Linked DNA regions of Mus musculus: regions 1 and 3 are each linked to region 2. A link is a loop called in an ENCODE intact Hi-C map of the cell type or tissue named here. Cell type or tissue: left cerebral cortex. All regions are shown on one strand. Each heading gives the region's core, and the rest is flanking DNA. Links, peaks and the distances in the headings are about the cores only. Region 1 has its middle 13 kb from the start of Bcat1. Region 2 overlaps Casc1 (cancer susceptibility candidate 1). Region 3 overlaps Bcat1 (branched chain aminotransferase 1, cytosolic).

Region 1 (6,436 bases), core at 571-5,570, 99 kb before region 2:
TGTCTCAGCCATTTCTAATTAAAATGTCTGAAAGCACCCTAACAATTCAGAGCCATGAATTTGCTATCTGGCCCTTAACTCACAGGCTTAAACATCTCAGATCCGTTTGTAATGGCATTTATAGAAGGACTGGGTCCAAGCCTTGCACCTTTTTTTGTATCAGTAGAAGAAATTTATACCAATGAAACCTTGATTCTGTATCAAAATAAATTCTGTGCCAAAATAAGAAAATCAGCCTTCAACTTAGTAACTATTGTTTTACCAAATGAGACTATGGCTACACAATTTTAGCTATATCCTCCCTGTTCAAATTATGACCATTTCTAAATCCCCAGAAAGACAACTTAAAATACCCACGCAACCACCTCCAGACCATCAAGTCCAGGAAATCGGGGAAATGCCTCTTCATACTACTTCCAGCTGAATATAGGTGTTGAGATATCTTTGGGGGTGGGAGAAAGGGTAGGGAAAGTGGGGGAGTTGGTTGGCCTTAAGAAGGCCACACCAACCATTGTTTTAGTCTCTGATGTCTGTGTCCTGACTGGATCTGGCTGAAAGTCCAAGACATCAGGAGTTCAAGCAGGTCAGTTAAGCATGTCTGATGATGAGACTCACCAAGGCTGTATATTCTGTAATATACAAATCTCAAAACAAAATTTTAGTATCATCAAGATAACTTTTTTGTTTAATTCTCTTGAATCTAGTCCTCTAAGGGTCTCCCTTCGTCATATCTGATCCATATAACTCTGGAAATTGTATAGACACTTTTCTTCCAAAATAGCATGTCCTTGAGACAGTATCCAGAAAAACCTTTAGCTTAACCCCTCTCCCAGAGGAATAATATATCCACAAAACTCAAAATCACACCCATTTTGAAAATTAAAACAATCTAAAACAAATGAAGTAAACTAAAATACTGTATGAGCCTATTCTAAGGCTTTTTCTATTCTGTCATGCCAGGAAATTAACCCAAAATTCACGTGGAGCCCACGAACAAAGAATATGAGTTTCCTTGAGACGTTAACATACTATCTATCTGTTGTACTTTCTACCTGGAGCAACAGGCTTCTATTAATTAATACCCATTCATAGCAGGCAATTATCACTGCTCTCTACTTGGAGTCAGTGACTAATTTTCCCTATCCTAGTTCTGAACTGCAGGCAAAATTCCCCAAGTGATTAGGACAAAATCTGTATATAAATCTATCATAAAAGCAAATAATCCCAATCTTATAAATTCACAGTTCAATTAATATCTGCCCCAAGACGTAGGCAGCTTCCATTTTCTGGCTCTCTGACTCAGAGCAGCCATCTTGTCTCTTTCCACAGCAGGGGACCTCAGAGCCCTCTTTCTTTGTTACAAGGGTCCTGCACTTGAGTTCTGTAACTTGACTCCACTCCACTCGCCAAACTTCCAAATTTCTAACTAAATTTCTATCTTATAGGCTAAGAATCTTAAATTTCTAGTGGACTCTAGCCTGCCACACTGGACATCATCTGTAGCAGGAAATATTTAAAAAGCAATGGATGCTATCACCAGCGTGGCACTGGCCTGTTCTCATCTCATGGAGACTCACTGACCTGGAGCTGTTATGTCCTGGTTAGTTTATATACTATCTGAAAAGTATCTTCTCAAATATATTTTCTCAATGTTCAATAGCCTGGGTTGTCTATGAGTCTATAACTAGTCTTTCAACCCCGTCAGAAATCTGAGAATGACCAATATTGTGTGTGTGTGTGTGTGTGTGTGTGTGTATACAGCGCACATGATGGCCAGAAGAGGACATTGGATTCTCTGCAGCTGGAATTACAGGCAGCTCAGCCACCCAAAGTGGAGGTTGGGAAGCAAACTTGGGTCCTCTGCGAGAGCAGTACAGGGTCTTAACCACTGAGCCAACCCTCCAGGCTCCCATGCTTCACTTGTTTGTTTGTTGGTTGGTTGGTTGGTTGGTTGGTTGGTTGGTTGGTTGGTTTGAAACAAGGTCTCTCTACATATCCCTGGCTGTCTGGAAACTTACTCCATTTGACTTTTAAAATGACCTTCTACAAAATGCATTTTATGTGGGAGATGAATAGATTCTGAGGTCAACATAATAAAAATATACAAACTGACACGGGAAATATACAAACAGTACAGACTTTCATATGAATGTTTGTGATGACTTTTGAAGGTTTTTTTTTTTTTTGAGACAGGCCTTCGCCATTTATCTTGTCCCTGCTGTCCTCAAACTCACAGAGATCCATCTGCCTCTGCTTCCTGAGTGCTGGAACTAAAGACCTGTGCCCCCATGCCCTGCAAAATCTATTCTGGTTTTTTTTAAATATGTATAGGTGTGTGCGCGTGTGCGCGCGCGTGAGTGTGTGTGTGTGTGTGTGTATGTGTGTGTGTGTGTGTGCATGTGAATACAGAAATGCCACCCAAGACCAAAGATGTTTGGTCCCCTGGAGCCGAAGCTACAGATAATAGAAGATACTCACCAGTTACAATGAGTGCTGGGAGCAGAAGCTGGGTCCTCTGGAGGAGCAGCCAGTGACCTTAACCACAGAGCCAACTCTCTAGTCCCTAGGAACTGTTTATCTTCAATCTTCCCCCCTATCGAAGGCCAGGTTCTCACAGGGTATGGCAGTGAAGTAGCTAAATACCACAGGCTTGCTGTAGCAGAATTCCAAGTCTGAGGCCTAGCCTGGGTGATAGACCAAGATTCTAGTTTTAAAAATCCAACAAACAACCCAGTTACACTGTGTTGTGTGTTTTGAAACTTGAATAGTTCCACAGTAATATGAATTATTTCCACATCATTCGAATATTTTCAAATCATAACAATATTATGTCATATAATAATATATTATTATTCACAATTGAGCACATTATAATAAATCATAATATTTTCAGAAACATTGCTTTCCAACTAGCTACCACTAGAGGGCGATTCTGATTCATATTTTTCACAGCATCTAGCATTTTAACTGGATTTCTTCACCAGTGTTTATGACATTTGACCTATCTATATTGTAAGAGTTATCAATGTCTTCTGGGTTTATATGTAGATAAATCTACATTGTACCTAGTTATCATGATCTCCAATTTATTCTGGATTTATATGTATGTATATTTTTATTTACTTCACCTGTCAGATTGGCAAAGATTGGCACAATTGTCGTCATGAGGTCATGGGTACCACAGGACCACAGGTGCTGGTGAGGCTGCACTGGTATAATCTCTACAGCTATAAATTTGGTAACTGCTAACAACATTTTATAATAAAGTTAGGTGTGGAGGAGGATTGCTGCGAGTTTGGGGCCAACTTGGGCTACCCAGTAAGGGCCTGTCTCAAACAAACAAGACTGGAAGTATGCCATAGTGCTTACTTCAAATTCATGAGGTCCTAGATTCAAACTCCAATACAGGAGAGAAGAAATTCAAAATGAAGCTAGCAATCCAGGGAGACACCTGTGACTGGGGTAGGAGGCTGAGGAAGGAGAATCGGGAGTTCAAGGCCAACCTGTACTGCCTAAAGTTGACAGCCACCAAAGGTTATATAATGTGAATCTAACTCAATAAAAAAATTAAAAAAAAAAAACCAAGCAAAATAATCCCGCAAAATGTCTTAGTCTCTTGACAAACCTTTATTAAACGGTTTGCATGTTTAGAGGTTTAAAGGAGAGGCTGTAGTCTGTGATCCCACCAGAGGCCATGGTGATGTTCATGGCTCCTGCTGCCTCCTGCTGATAAGGGCAAGAAAGTTTCTTTTGCAGTCTGGATGACTACAGACTTGTAACTGGGAATAAGAGACACAGAAGACTGACAACCCCCACACACACCCACACACACCACCCCCCAAAATAACCAATCCAGACAGGAAGCTGTGGAAAAGAGTCCTGAACAACCATGATAAGGATTCTGAAGTGTAGCTCTTCACAGCTGATGGCGTCTGGTGGGGGCAGGGAAGGACTCAGTTTCCTTTAAGGGGCTGCGTGTTTGACCGTGCTCCAGTGATTATACAGGTAATACAAATGGACTCGGTGGACTTTCTTTTATCTTTTGGGGGAAGACACAAGGGTGGGAGGTTGGACCAGGGAGGAATAGGAAGTGAGTGTGATATGAAGTTCCCAAGTAATTAATAAAAATATTATGTTGGGGAAAAAAACAAACAAAATGTAAAACACATAAGAACAGCAACAAAGGGGGAGGAGGAGGAGGAGCTATACAGAGTCTAAAAATAAACACAGAGCTGCTGGGCATGGTGGCGCACGCCTTTAATCCCAGCACTCGGGAGGCAGAGGCAGGTGGATTTCTGAGTTCGAGGCCAGCCTGGTCTACAAAGTGAGTTCCAGGACAGCCAGGGCTATACAGAGAAACCCTGTCTCGGAAAACAAACAAACAAACACAGAGCATGGGAACCCGAATTCGTAATTCGTGTATTTTAGGAGGCAGAGGCAGGAGGATCAGGAGTTCAGAGTCACCCTCAGCTACATAAGCTGCGCTCAAGAGATCTTGCTCAAAAAGTATATAAAGAAGGAAAGAAAGAAGAGGGAGGGAGGGAGGGAGGGGGAGAGGAGGAGGAGAGAGGAGGGGGGAGGAAGGAAGAGCGGGAACTCAGGCCTAACAGCCGTGACACAAGGCTCAGAGCCACCTGCGACTCCAGCTTCAAGGGATCTAACGGTTCTTCTGACCATGGACCCTTGCACAGATGTGGCACAGACATACATACAAAAGTCTTTCAAAAATAGAGAAGTCTACCCTGAGGTACACTGATAGGATAACCTGCAGACTCTCCATTCTTCATTTCTGCTGGGATTTATGGTCAGCCACCATCCTCTGCTGTTCTGAGAAACCTTCATGAATGCTCATCTGGAGCAAGCCAGAAGTCTGTCTTAACTGTTAGTCAAGCGATATGGTCTAGTGGGTTTAAACTGTTGTGTTTGGTTCTGCCCTGTTTCCTTTCTGCCTAGGGGTGGGGGAGGGGAGGGGTGGGGACCTCTGGGTGTTACTGGCTTTGGTCTCTGTGGACCAAAAGCAGGTGACAATCCTGGATATATGTATGATATATGTATGTATGTGTATATATATATCTTAGTGGCTCAAGTTCTTGCTTAGTGTACATGAAGCACTGGGTTGGATCCCCAGCCCTACAAAAACTTGGTGTGGGGGTGCAAATCTGTAAACCCAGCACTCAGGAGGATCAGGGGTTCATAAAGTCATTCTTGAGTAGTTTGAGGTCAGCATGGGCTACATGTAGCCCAGGCTACACCATGAGTTCAAAAACAGCCTAGGCTACAGGAGACCCTGCGAAAGGCACACACTATGACCCTTTTCAGTGGGAGGCACTGTGTGTAATAAAGAGAAACGTCAACCTTATAAGTAAGTCTGCAGATGGCAGCAGAGCATCTGTGGGTTTCTTTAAAACTGCAAACTTGAGGCAGCTTCAGGTCCTGAGCTTAGGAGCCCCCATCCCCACCCCATCGTGGCTTGCTTCCTTGTTGCCTTAGAGTTGGGTTTTGTCACTCGCTAGTTTTGAATCTCTCAGCTGAGTGTTCTTTTCTTTGAAGGACTGGCATGCATGCATTTCTTCACTCTGACTACCTACTCAAATCAGCGGCACCCACCCACCTGGCCCCTACTTCCATCAGAGTGTGTGTAGGATGCTGAATGGGGTTCGTCCCCCCTCCCCCCACGGATGCAGCCTCATTCCTGTCCTAAGCACTTACTGCCTTAGCTGTTATATTTTGCACAATTTATATACCATGTCTTCAAACCAGAAAAGGAAGGGACAGCCTCCTGTATGTTCGTAAACACCACACAGCAACTCGGATTTGTATTATCTTATAAAATTTCAAAATGGCTTCTACAGCTGTGCGTGTAGCTAGGAATGGTAGAGTGCGTGCCCAGTGCACGGCCACGGGTTCAATTCCCAGCACTTCATAAACCATAGCGCATGCACATAATCCCAGCATTCTGCTGCATCATGAATGTGAGGCCAGCCTGGGCTACTACTGTGAGAAGAGAAGAGGAGAGAAGAGAAGAGGAGAAAGGAATCTTCCATACTTCTGACTGAAGTGAGGATATTCAGGTGAGGTTAACCTGGCAGACAGCATCCACATGGTCGGTCCACTCCCCACCTCCATCCCAACACACATAGAGGTGGACTCATCCATGTGGTCAGTTCACACACACACACACACACACACACACACACACACACACACACACACACACACTGGTGGACATATCTTCGAGGTCCCATCCCATCCCCCCCCATGCCCCTCCTCTGCCCCCACCCCGACCCGTCAGTGTCTTTCCTTGCCTTGAGCTGGATAAGAACCAAGACAGGTGTGCCTGATCCCACTTTGATTTCACACCACTCCCTGCCAGCAGGTACAACTTAGCATAAATGAGCTCCACGACCCCGGTCCACCAGCAGACCTCCACCCTCCC
Region 2 (5,000 bases), core at 1-5,000:
AGATCAGAAGTTCAAGGTCATCTTCAGCTACATAGAGTTTGAGTCTAGCCTGGGCTACTTGAGACAGTGCCTCAGAATATACAAACAACCAAATAAGAGGGTACAAAGATTTAAGCATGGCAAATATGCTTAGAATACACAGAACAGGTCACTGAGAAGGAAGAGCAGTGATAGTTGAGAGGACAGACATCATCAGACAGACACCAGACTTGTGAGATCATGTCCACCTTGTCAGGCTGCATCCAGTGACACCTGCCAGGACAAGACAGTAAAGGGTTCAGGCATGTGTTCATCCAGGTGTGTGCTCTCGTGAGTGTTCATTGCAACAGTGAGTACAGAGAAGAAATCAGTTATGATCTCACTAGCAACAGAAATTTAAATATTGTTCCCTGGGCTGGAGAGATGGTTCAGCAGTTAAGAGCACTGACTGCTCTTCCAGAGATCCTGAGTTCAAATCCCAACACCCACATGGTGGCTCACAACCATCTGTTATGGGCATCCAATGCCCTTTTCTGGTGTGTCTGAAGACAATGACAGTGTGCCCATATACATGACATAAATAAATATTCCCTTGTTTGGGTTGAATTATGAAGCTACTTTAATTGATGAGGCAGGTTACCAATGCATTCTGGGATCAGTGCTGAACGTCATTTGTCTGGAACATATTTTTTCCCTAAGTACATAACTTAATATTGAGTAGAAAAGTATGATTATTGATTATTGACAGTTTTTTTTTTTGTCTGAGAGGGACTGTGGAGGATTTGTGCTTCAAACATATTTCACTCTACAATGGCCTTGCCTTACTTTTCTGTGAAGGAAGCCTCCATTACACACCGAGGGTGGGGACAGAATACCTGCTAAGACTGCTTCACTCAGCAGCTTCATCTCCAGTTCAAGTTGGGTGGTTTGGGAATCCTCCCCTTCAGAGTCGGAAGTCTGCAATAGAAGAATGGCTGGCAGTGAGCATCAACATCCTCAGAAATTATTCTCTAAATGCAACAGGAGGGTATTGGTCCGTAAAATAGCCTAGAGACCAGGGTGAGGCTCTGTCTCAAAAAGCCAAACCAAAAGGACAACAAAACCAGCAGCAGGAACAGCGGCAGCAGCAGCAGGAATGGCTTTTTTAGCACTTAGCCTAAATGCTGTCACTTCAGGGACAGTCTCTGGCCTGTTGATTTGATTTGTGCGTATTTTGTCTCTTGATCACCCTATGCAATCTTTTCAGTACACATGCTGGTGTATATCCAGAATATAGTAGGCTGTCACCCCTCTACAAGGCTGCTCATTAGAGACAAGTCAGTAGACTGGGAGGTGGCCCAGCTGGCAAAGTGCCTGCCTAGCATGCAGGAGGATGGGGTTCAAGCCCCCAGCCCTGCATAAAACAGGGTGATGGTTTTTGTCTGTGATCCCAGCACTCTGGTGGAGGCAGGAGGATCAAAAGTCCAAGGCCATTCTCAGGTACACAGCCATTTGAGGCCAGCTGGGTTACATAAGATGCTGTGTCAAACCCCCTAAATCCAGAGAAACAACAACAAAGCAAACAAACAAAGCCCCCAAGATCATTCAATGGTAGAACCCTGAGGCCACATGGAGTCTTAGGTTCACTCTCTAGGACCAAACAGACACAACCAAAGAAAGGCAACATCAGGCTGAGTTTCTTATAGCAGATTTCACCTGAGAGTTAGACTGTGTGTGTGTGTGTGTGTGTGTGTGTGTGTGTGTGTGTGTGTGTGTGTGTGTGTGTGTGTGTGTGTATGCGTGTGTAGTATGAGCATGTTTGGGCATGTATGCCTCTGTGTGAATGTAATGTGTGTATACACATTCAGGCATGCACATGTGTGCATGCATGCTCTTGAGTGTACATGTGGAATTTTCTTATGCATGCTTGTTCAGTTTTTCTTTTGGAAGGACTGGGGATTTAAGCCAGGGCCTCATCCACACCGGCCAAGCATCTGTCGCTGAGTTACATTTCCAGGCCAGTTCAGTCCCTTAATGAGAGAGACACTTCGAAACTTAACTTTCAATTCAAAGACCCATGTCCATCTATCTGCTTGTTCCTCAGGGTAGTAAAATATTTTTGAAACTACTATTTTAAATGTTCTACTTTGAATAATTTCTCATTAATTATGCCCTACTCAAATTAGCCCTTTCTAAACATGTTGTGCTATAAACAACTTAGAATGTTTATGGTATTTTAAAATATATTAAACATTTAAATATTTTTATTGTTAAATATTTTTTTAAATATTTACAATATTTTTAAAAGCCATTCAAATCAATTAAGAGTCGGTATTAAGAGCCCTCTAGTGGCCAACTTCTTAATAAGCTCATGAAAAAAGAAACCTACACTGTCATTTAATGTCAGAGAATTTTCAATTTACATTACTCTTCACTCTCAACTTGACTAGATCCCACCCTGAACATGGACTTGCGATTCTGTGAGATGATGTCACAACCTAAACAGAAAGAGAAGAGAGAGAGAGCTGAACATGGACGTTCACAGTCTCTGCTGTCTGGCTGCAGAAACCCCGTGTATCGCTACCTCGCGCTCCCGCTGCTCCCGTGATACACTGCATCCCGTCATGCCATGAACCTATACAATCCCTTCTTTCCCTAAGTTGTCTCTGCCTGCTATTTGCCACATCAGTGAAAAATGAAAGTACATAGAAAACGCAGTATTGAGGCGCAGCGATGTCACTGCGAGCAACCTGGCCACGTGATCATAGCTTTGTCACCGCGAGCAACCTGGCCGCATGATCATAGCTGTCACCGAGCATCCTAGCCACGTGATCACAGCTTTGTCACCATGAGCATCCTGGTCGCGCGACCATAGTTTTAGAACTGATTTGGGGCGAATACGGAAACAGCCTAGAGCCATAAGCCACAAGAGCCCTAGAATTCTGTAAGCAAGAGCTCAGTGGCTGTCCGGGTGGAAGTTTGGTAGAAGACAATAATGAGAAATCAGTAGAGTGTATGGCTTTTCAGACAGGGTACAGCATGAGGCTTCAGAGAGGAAGAGGAGGAGGAGGAGGAGGAGGAGGAGGAGGAGGAGGAGGAGGAGGAGGAGGAGGAGGAGGAGGAGGAGGAGGAGCCGTTGTCCTGGGAACTAGGCTAGAAGCTGATGATGTCATATCCTGGCATAGGATTTCCTAAAAGTTTGAATGAGGCTGGATCCAAAAGTACTGAACTACATTGACATTTTAAGACAGAAACAGCCAGGCTGGTTGTGGTCACTGCTCACAGTGCTTAGATTCATAGTGAGGGGGTAGAGGGCTTTAAGTAATGTCCAGTTTGGCGAGGAAAGGGGTGAGTCTAAAGGTACAGGTGAGGAGGGTGGCAGCCCCTCTATGCTAAAACTCTCAGAGCCATTAACGGAAAATTGGGACAAGTGGGGGTGGGGGTAGGGTGCAACAGAGAGCAAGACCCCACCCATCAAAGGCTCTAACTCAGATCCTGCCTGGGCACTTTTGCCTCTGTGGACATCCTGCACATGTCCTCCTTACCATGTCAAGTGCTGTCAGGCTGGAGGTATGACAGCAACAGCACACATGCCTAATATGTTGAGAGGGGGCCTCCTGGAAATGGCCCCTCTCTCATCTCCCCACATTCTCAGTGTAAAGTGTTTCCTATCCCAACTCCCAGCCTGCCTTCACAAGCTCTGGGAAAGCGTATGAGGCTCCTGGCAACTGCCTGCTTCGGGGTTCTGAGATCTATCTGGGTATGCCACAGGATGCTCCGCCAATCATCACACCAACTGGAATCTACCCAGGGCAGCATTCAATGGTAATAGAAAGCAGACAGGCGTGGTTAGCCACATTCTCTAAGGCCATTAAGACTAAGTCAGGATTAAGCGTGGTCCTTCCAAGTTCAGAGAGTAAGTCAAACACCTGCTGGGACAGGTGTGAGACCCTAACACACACAGGTCCTGCCGCTGTTGTTATGAATTCACAGGCTTACGCTTTTAATGTAAAGTATTTCCAGGATCCGGGGATTGCTCAGAGCAGGCAAGAGCACGTGCTGTCCTTCCAGAGGGCCTGAGTTGTTTCTCAGAACCTGAATGAAGCAGCTCAAACTCACCTGCGCCTTCAGCCCCAGGGGCTGCTATGCCCTCCCTGGCCGCCCCTGACACTGCACTCATGGGCACAACCCCACCAACTAAAACCAACACTGTTTTATGAAAACTGTTTCCTAAGTGACCTACATTAACAGAATGGCAAACTGCAACTCCATGAGGCCACCCTGACGGATCCCTAGATACAAGATGGAATGCTTTAGTTTGCAAATTCAACCCATGGTTCAAATTACAGTTTCTAAGTTCTGTCATTTTGCAGTTTTTAAGTTAATGCAATTCTTATGTAAGACACTGGTAGATTTACATCAAATATTAACTATGATCAAGCCACTTGATGCAGAGTGGAGAATCGTCCAACACCCCGACAGGCCAGGAACGCTGCGGAGTCTCTTGTCAGTCACGTCCGTGATGACGGTTCACTTGCTCTGTTCTGACTGCGACTCCTGTGGTGCTTGACGTGAACCCCCATTTCCTTTTATTGTATTTTAAATTCTTATTTACATTGAGATGATGCTGGTTCAGGGACCACTTCCCATGGCCTCCCACTCACCCACATATTGCCTCCTGTCTGACTGTTAAAGCGATCTTTCCTCTCCCTGGGAATCAAGCAATGGCCAGGAGGTGCTGATCTCTGAGAAAGCTACCATTCCCAGAGCTGAAGTGAAACTGAACAAAAGAATCCTATTTCCTGAAGGGAATTTTTATGTTTGTTTCTCAGACAGAGTCTCACTATGTAGACCAGGTTGGCCTTGATCTCGCAAAGACCTGCCTGCCTCTGCCTCCTGAGAACTGGCAGGTTTTTGAAGAAGAAAACTGATCGGTCATTTCTGGCTCTGCAGCAGCCTTGTCCAGTTCTCTTCCCTGCAGGCCTGTACACCTTCCTGTTACAATCACACACAGTACAGTTACCTACCTGTGTGGACAGTCA
Region 3 (6,436 bases), core at 600-5,599, 160 kb before region 2:
CCCCAGGATGGATGCTGACCACTGCAGTGTTCTGTACCTGTGACACAGAGGCTGGCAGCCGCTCAGTGACAATGAAGAGGGCCCTGACTCTAGCTGGCTGCACACTTTATGCTCTCTGCCTAACAAGCTGATGCTGACAGACTCTGCAGCTGCCTTTTGCTTGAGTCTCCACCACACCTGCCTCTAGCACGCACTGCCTGCCCTCAGGCCCTCTCCATTAGACCCAGGTGGTAAATAGCTGAAGCCCAGGAAGCAGTTGTGGGCCAGTGAACCGGCTTGTTTGCCACATATGCTTGACTGCCTGAGTTGAATCCCCAGAACATGGGAAGGAGCCAGATGTGGCAGGATGTGGCACGTGTGAGCCCAGCACTCCTATAGAGAGGCCGGAAGAAGACAGAGCAGCCAGCAGCTGGTGGGCAAGCTAGCCTGGAGCTCATGACATGGCAGATAGATACTGCCTCATAGAGGTGAGATGAGAAAACAACTTCTGAAAGCTGCCCTCCGACATGCACACTGTACTACTGTGCCATGACACATGTGCGTGAGGCACACACACATACACACACCAACACACATGTTCACACACATACATGCACACACTCACACACATAGACACACAAGCACACATGCTCACAAACACACACACACTCACACACATATAACACATTCACACTCACACATACACATACTCACAAATACACATATATGCACATATACACACACATTCATGCTCACATATACACACTCACTCAGATACATACACACACCACATACACCCACACACACACATACATTGACACTCACACACATGCACAAACATACACATACAGCACATACACACACACACTGTCTGTGGGTAAGGACATCACCTGAAAGCCCCCCACCTCCCTCTATCAGGAGGACCAAGCAGGACTCTGAGCCCCTAGAATAAACTGATGGTAAACTACATGACTGAGTCAGAGAGACCGGTCTGAGAGCAGTGGGGCTAGTTTGAATATGGTTGGTTGGTTGGTTTTTGTTTTGAGACAGTCTCTCTACATAATCCTGGCTGTCATGGAACTCACTCTATAGCCCAGGCTGGCCTCCAACACAGAGATCCCCCTGCCTCTGCCTCCCAGATGCTGAGATTAAAGGTGTTTGTTCTTCAATAGGAACTTATCTTCTCCCCCTGCAGGATGAAGAGCTTGGGAACTCTATGTCTTCTCATCTGGGAGGGAGACTGTGCACAGATCCACACCTGTTTCGTCCCAGCTCTGGGGGAACCATCTTGTCTCTGAGAGTTTCTTCAATGGTGAGACTGTGTGGGCAAGGTGTCAGACAGGAGATAACTGAGGAAGTCGCTGTTGCAGCGTCTTCTGTGTCTCTGGTGCTCTGAGCACCTCTCTGAGGCCTTGAAGCTGCAGTTAGGATATTTCTGCTGTGTCAGAAGCAAAGGCAGCCAGAGAAAGGGGGCACACTTTCCTAGTTGCCACACACAAACACCAGTGAGGGTGTGAGGGCGCAAAGACCCCCGGCTCCCCGTCAAACACTCCCATTGTAGCTGTCAGTCTCTCTTCCCTTTTGGGCTTTTCTAGAAGCTGGGAGGAAGACAAACCCTAAAAAGGGAAACCTGATCCACAATAACCCAGGGGGAAAGGAGTCACTTTATCCAATAAATATGCCACCTGCCTTATAAATAACCATAAAGACAACTTTTAAAAATAGCACAACTTGTCAGGAAAAGGAAAGGGGTTAATGGGAGGAGAGTGGTCCAAATATGTTATAAACGTGTATGAAATGTCAGGAGACCCCTTAGGTATAATTAGCATAGACTACTGCAATGTAAAGTTTCAAAATCCACAACCCAGAACTCAGTGGGCCGCTCCTCATTATGGGCCATACTGCTCCAGGCTCTCTTTGAAATGCACATTCTGCTTTGCTAGATAAACTGCCTCTGAAGTCTTTCTTTTGAGAAGAACCCGGAGGACTTTCACTGGTAGCAGCACCTCACATCTAGAGGGTCTCACCCGGCTGCCGTTTGCTCGAGGTTAAGGATGTGATTTGCCGGCTTCCTGCCTGCCATCTGTCATTCCTCCCCTGCCATTGTGAGCTAACCCTCTGTAATCACCAACCCAAGTAAACCCCTCCCTCTGCAAGCTGCCTTGTTCACAGTAGGATCACAACAGGAGACTAACCAACTCAAATGATAAGGAATCCAGAGAGGCCACTCAGATATGATATGCTAGCTGTTATCTGAAGGCCACATCTAGCTTCTAAATTTCTGAATGAATTGTCTGTCTTATGTACAACCTAATAGTACTTTGTCCCCTACCTCATGAATGCTGGTGCACACACACCAAGTATTTTATACAATTGCATTATACAAAAAAAAAAAAAAAAAGAAAGAAAGAAAGAAAGAAAGAAAAGAAGAGAAGAGAAGAGAAGAGAAGAGAAGAGAAGAGAAGAGAAGAGAAAAGAAAAGAAAAGAAAAGAAAAGAAAAGAAAAGAAAAGAAAAGAAAAGAAAAGAAAGTAACAGTAGCTACAGAGTAATAATTTTTTTTCTCTGTACTAAATTTCACCTCGTTCGGGCTGGGACGTTAGGATCTGTGAGGGCACACAGTATAGAAGCAAAGGGGAATTCCTCTGTGTGCGTGTGCTTTCCTGACCTTGGTAAGTTAGTTTGCATTTAGTCCACTAGGGGGCAGCAGCGAGCACAGATGGAAAGACGCAGAATTAGACACAGCCACCAAATCTCCCGCTGACAAAGCATCTTGATGAGTCGCTTCATTCATATCCATATCCTTAGCAACAGCTAAGTTATACAATAAATAGCATTTGTTAATGCTGGCCAAAGCTGTGCGTAGGAATGTATTTTCTAAAATTTAATCCAGGTCCACTCATGATTGCAAGCCCGAAGTTCCTCTGTGGACCATAGATGGCTTAGGAACCTTCCATAGCTTACATCCATTGTCTCTCCATGAAAAGAATTCATTGAGGGCTGGAGCACCGGCTCAGCTCTTCTTGCAGAGGACCCAGGTTCAGTTTCCAGCAACCACGTGGAATCTCAGTAACTTCAATTCCAGGGATCTGATGCCCTCTTCTGGCCTCAAATGGGCACTGCACCCATGTGCACAGATAGGACACTCATAGATGTAAAATAAAAATCAAATCTTCAAAGAACTCACTGCCGTTCCTTGGAGAGCAAGTGGGGAGAAAGTCTCCATGCCACTTCAATACTGAGTGAGTCAAAATTCAGTCTAGGCGTCAAGAAAGATTTAGTGACAAGCATTGTCCCTCTACCACAAACAAACACACACACACACACACACACACACACACATACACTCAGGATCCCTGACTTAGCCCCTTGCTCCAATCTCCTCTTCTACCCTGAAAAGCAATTTACATATCCTGTGCTCCTATTAAGTGAATTTTATTATGTAATGCCAACCGAATGACAGACAAGGTTATGGGATGATAAAGTTGTGCTTCTTATTAACTAAAAGAAAAGCCACATAACTAAATAGGGAATAAGGATGTCAGCGGCCGGTGGACACTGCAAATGGCCTGTGCCAAGTCTGTTTGTCTCAGGAACATTTCAGCGTGGTGGTTTTGTTTTAGCTTTGGGAGACGGGGCTAAGCTTCACAATAACCAGACCCATTAGTCCTCTGCACAGACAAATGGCGCTTGGGTGTGGTGAGAAACAAAGGCTACTTCTTTCTGGGTCACCCAGAAATCCCTTCACAGAAGGGGGGATGTCACGAGTTATTTGAAGGGTGGCAGAAAGGAGTCAGTGAACTGAGAAATTCCATTAGTCTACAGTGTGGCCTCAGAGGCAGGGAGCAGGGCAGCCTGCAAGTGGGAGGACAGTTCTGACCGAAGCCAACAAAGCAAATAATAAGGTGGCTGGATCCAGAGGAAGACAACCAGCTCGCTTGCTTTCAGAGACTTCTGTTTTAAAAGCTTTCAGAGTTAAATGAGAAAATGGAACCATGTCTCTTGCCTATCATCTCAGCACTTGGGAGGCTGAGGCAGGAGGATTGGGGGTCAAGGCCAATTTAGCTGCCTAAGATTTGGGGGCTGAATAAGTCTAGAAGAGGAGGAGGAGGAGAAGAAGGAAGAAGAAGAGGAGGAGGAGGAGGAACAGCAGCAACAACTTAGAGCTGGAGAGATGCTTAGGTGGGCTATGGGTGCCTGCTGGTTCTAAAGGACCCAATATCAGTTCCAGCACCCAAGTGAGATATGCCTTACAGAAGCTGTAATTCCAGTTCCCAGGGATTCAAAACCCTCTCCTGACATCCTCAGCCATAAGGCAGACAAAGCACTCACATACATGTAATAATAATAGAAATAATCAATACAGTAAGTACCCAAGACCTTCCCTGAAGGCACTTGCTGCTGCCTGAGCTCCATCCCCGATCAGCACAGCATGACTTGTCATTCAATTCTCCTCCCTCTCCACCTTCCAGGTCCTCTCCTGCCCTCCCCACCTCTATTACCTCCTCTGAAGTCCCCGTTGAAGCCCTGACTCCCTGCATTAATGACTTTTCTCACTGCTATAAGGAAGGAATCGCATAGGAAATGTGGGTGTCTGGTCTCTGTGTCCACGGTCAGAGAGCAGGGAGAGGGATGTTTGCTGATGCTCAACACCGTTTCCCTTTTGTTCAGTCAGGGACCCAAGCCCGTGAGTCAGTACCACAACATTCAGGACAGGTCTTCTCTACTCAGTTAAACCTCTCTGCTAACACCCTCATAGACTCACTCAGAGGAATGGCTGCTAGGGGATCGCAAATCCAGTCAGGCAGAGAGTAAGATCACAGCTCTGGTATGACTGTCCAAAGCCATAGGGGCTTTTAGGTTGGTGCATCATGGGAGGTCACAAGGGTAAAGCCATCCTGCCAGACTTGGGTCCTTATATAGAGAAAAATTTACAGAAACTCTCCCTTCTGGGCAGACAAGGGCCAGGGAGGACCACCTGGAAGGAAGGTACCACCTGAAGCCAGCCACAATCAGGCATGGATGCCCAGGCTCCAAAACACTGCAAAAATAACTGCAGTTTGAGCTGCTCAGTCTGTAAGAGAAGGACATGACAACTCTTGGTCTCCAGATGGTAGAGATGTCTGGAAAGGAGATGGAACCTTTAGAAGATGCAACCCGTGCTAGAGGAGGCAAGTCAGACTAGGCAGCAGGGCTGTGGGCTTTGAGGGTTTATAATCTGACCCCAGTTCTCTCTCTCCCTTGTGCCAATGGAAATGTGATCTACCAACTTTCTGCCCAATGCCACACCCTCCCTAGGTGATGAGCCCCATCCTCCAGGACCTCACATAAGCTAAAGTAAACTCTTTCTTCCCCAAGCTGCTTTTGCTCACGGTATTTAATCATAGCAACTGAAAAATAATTAACTCACTGTGGCACTGTAACAAAGCAGCCAGTCACACTAAGACTCATCCCGGTAGCATCCAACATTGAAGCCCATCTTACACATCCTTTAGATGTCACTTCAGGAGCAAGTGCCCCCAACCTGAGTGAGGTGCTGTGGTATGTGGTTCTCGAGCATCCAGCTTGTCAAAGGCGGACTAATAGACATCTTAAATCTACTCATTTCTTTCTGTTTTGATAACCAGTGTGTCTCCATAAAGCAGAACCATTTTTATCATGCGTGTTTTGTCTACATGTATGTAAGTGTATTGTGTGTGTGTGCCTGGTCCCTGCAGAGGCCAGAAGAAGACTTTAGATCCCCTGTAACTAGAGTGAAGGATAGTTGTGAGCCACCGTGTGAGTGCTAGAAACTGAACTCAGGTCTCTGCAAGAGCAGCCAGTATTCTTAGCCACTAGCCATCTCTCCAGCACCATTATTCCTGATTTTTATCAAATATTTGTAGAAAAACAACCAAACCTTAGTAAGACATTCCTTGTAGAAAATGGGTATAGTGCTCCAATCCAATCTCGCAGGACCTGAGACTGCATTAATTAGGGAAGCAGAAAACCTGGCCTGATCAGGGTCACAAGTCCCTTCTGGTCTGCACCAGCTCCGGGGCACCTTGGGCTCGGAGTCTGCAGACACCCCCAAGGTCCCCACAGGACTCTTCACGGGATCTTAGGACCTCTGGTGAGTGGATCACAACCTCTGCCAGGAGTCAGGTTTGAACACCAGATATCTGGGCACCTTCCCTGCAAGAGGAGAGCTTGCCTGCAGAGAATACTCTAAACACTGAAACTCAGGAGAGAGCTAGTCTCCCAGGTCTGCTGATAGAGGCTAACATAATCACCTGAGGAACAAGCTCTAACCAGAGGCAACTAAAACAACTAACTCCAGAGATTACCAGATGGCGAAAGGCATCTTACTAACAGAAACCAAGACCACTCACTATCATCAGAACGCAGCACTCCCACCCCACCCAGTCCTAGGCACCCCAACACACCTGAAAAGATAGTCCCGGATTTAAAAGCATATC

Evidence for each region. A loop is a pair of places that touch in the nucleus more often than their neighbours do. Peaks named below come from ENCODE experiments on the same cell type or tissue, not always from the same donor. Only the 100,000 strongest peaks of a DNase experiment are listed, where the experiment ranks them.
Region 1: it touches region 2 in a loop (7-fold over the local background); 29 of 42 quality-filtered maps call a loop at or near these places.
Region 3: a loop joins it to region 2, with 3 times the contacts of the local background. A loop is called at or near these places in 6 of 42 quality-filtered maps.

Annotation. Positions count from the first base shown.
Region 1 is chr6:145,085,720-145,092,155 of GRCm38, forward strand. No RefSeq gene overlaps it. Among named protein-coding and RNA genes, the nearest start is that of Bcat1, 13 kb to the left of the region's middle. In left cerebral cortex, for the core only: a CTCF peak has its summit at 2,920 (motif pointing right); a DNase peak (open chromatin) is centred at 2,924.
Region 2 is chr6:145,184,957-145,189,956 of GRCm38, forward strand. Casc1 (cancer susceptibility candidate 1) reads right to left here. Exons shown (of 16, transcript NM_177222.4): 10 at 855-936. Gm15543 (predicted gene 15543) reads left to right here. Exons shown (of 2, transcript NR_157240.1): 2 at 2,409-2,674. Among named protein-coding and RNA genes, the nearest start is that of Gm15543, 5.2 kb to the left of the region's middle. In left cerebral cortex, for the core only: a CTCF peak has its summit at 2,318 (motif pointing left); DNase peaks (open chromatin) are centred at 2,645 and 3,121; H3K4me3 peaks cover 684 bases; H3K27ac peaks cover 672 bases.
Region 3 is chr6:145,020,470-145,026,905 of GRCm38, forward strand. The region is part of intron 5 of Bcat1 (branched chain aminotransferase 1, cytosolic); the gene reads right to left. Among named protein-coding and RNA genes, the nearest start is that of Gm26666, 24 kb to the right of the region's middle. In left cerebral cortex, for the core only: a CTCF peak has its summit at 2,674 (motif pointing right); a DNase peak (open chromatin) is centred at 2,694.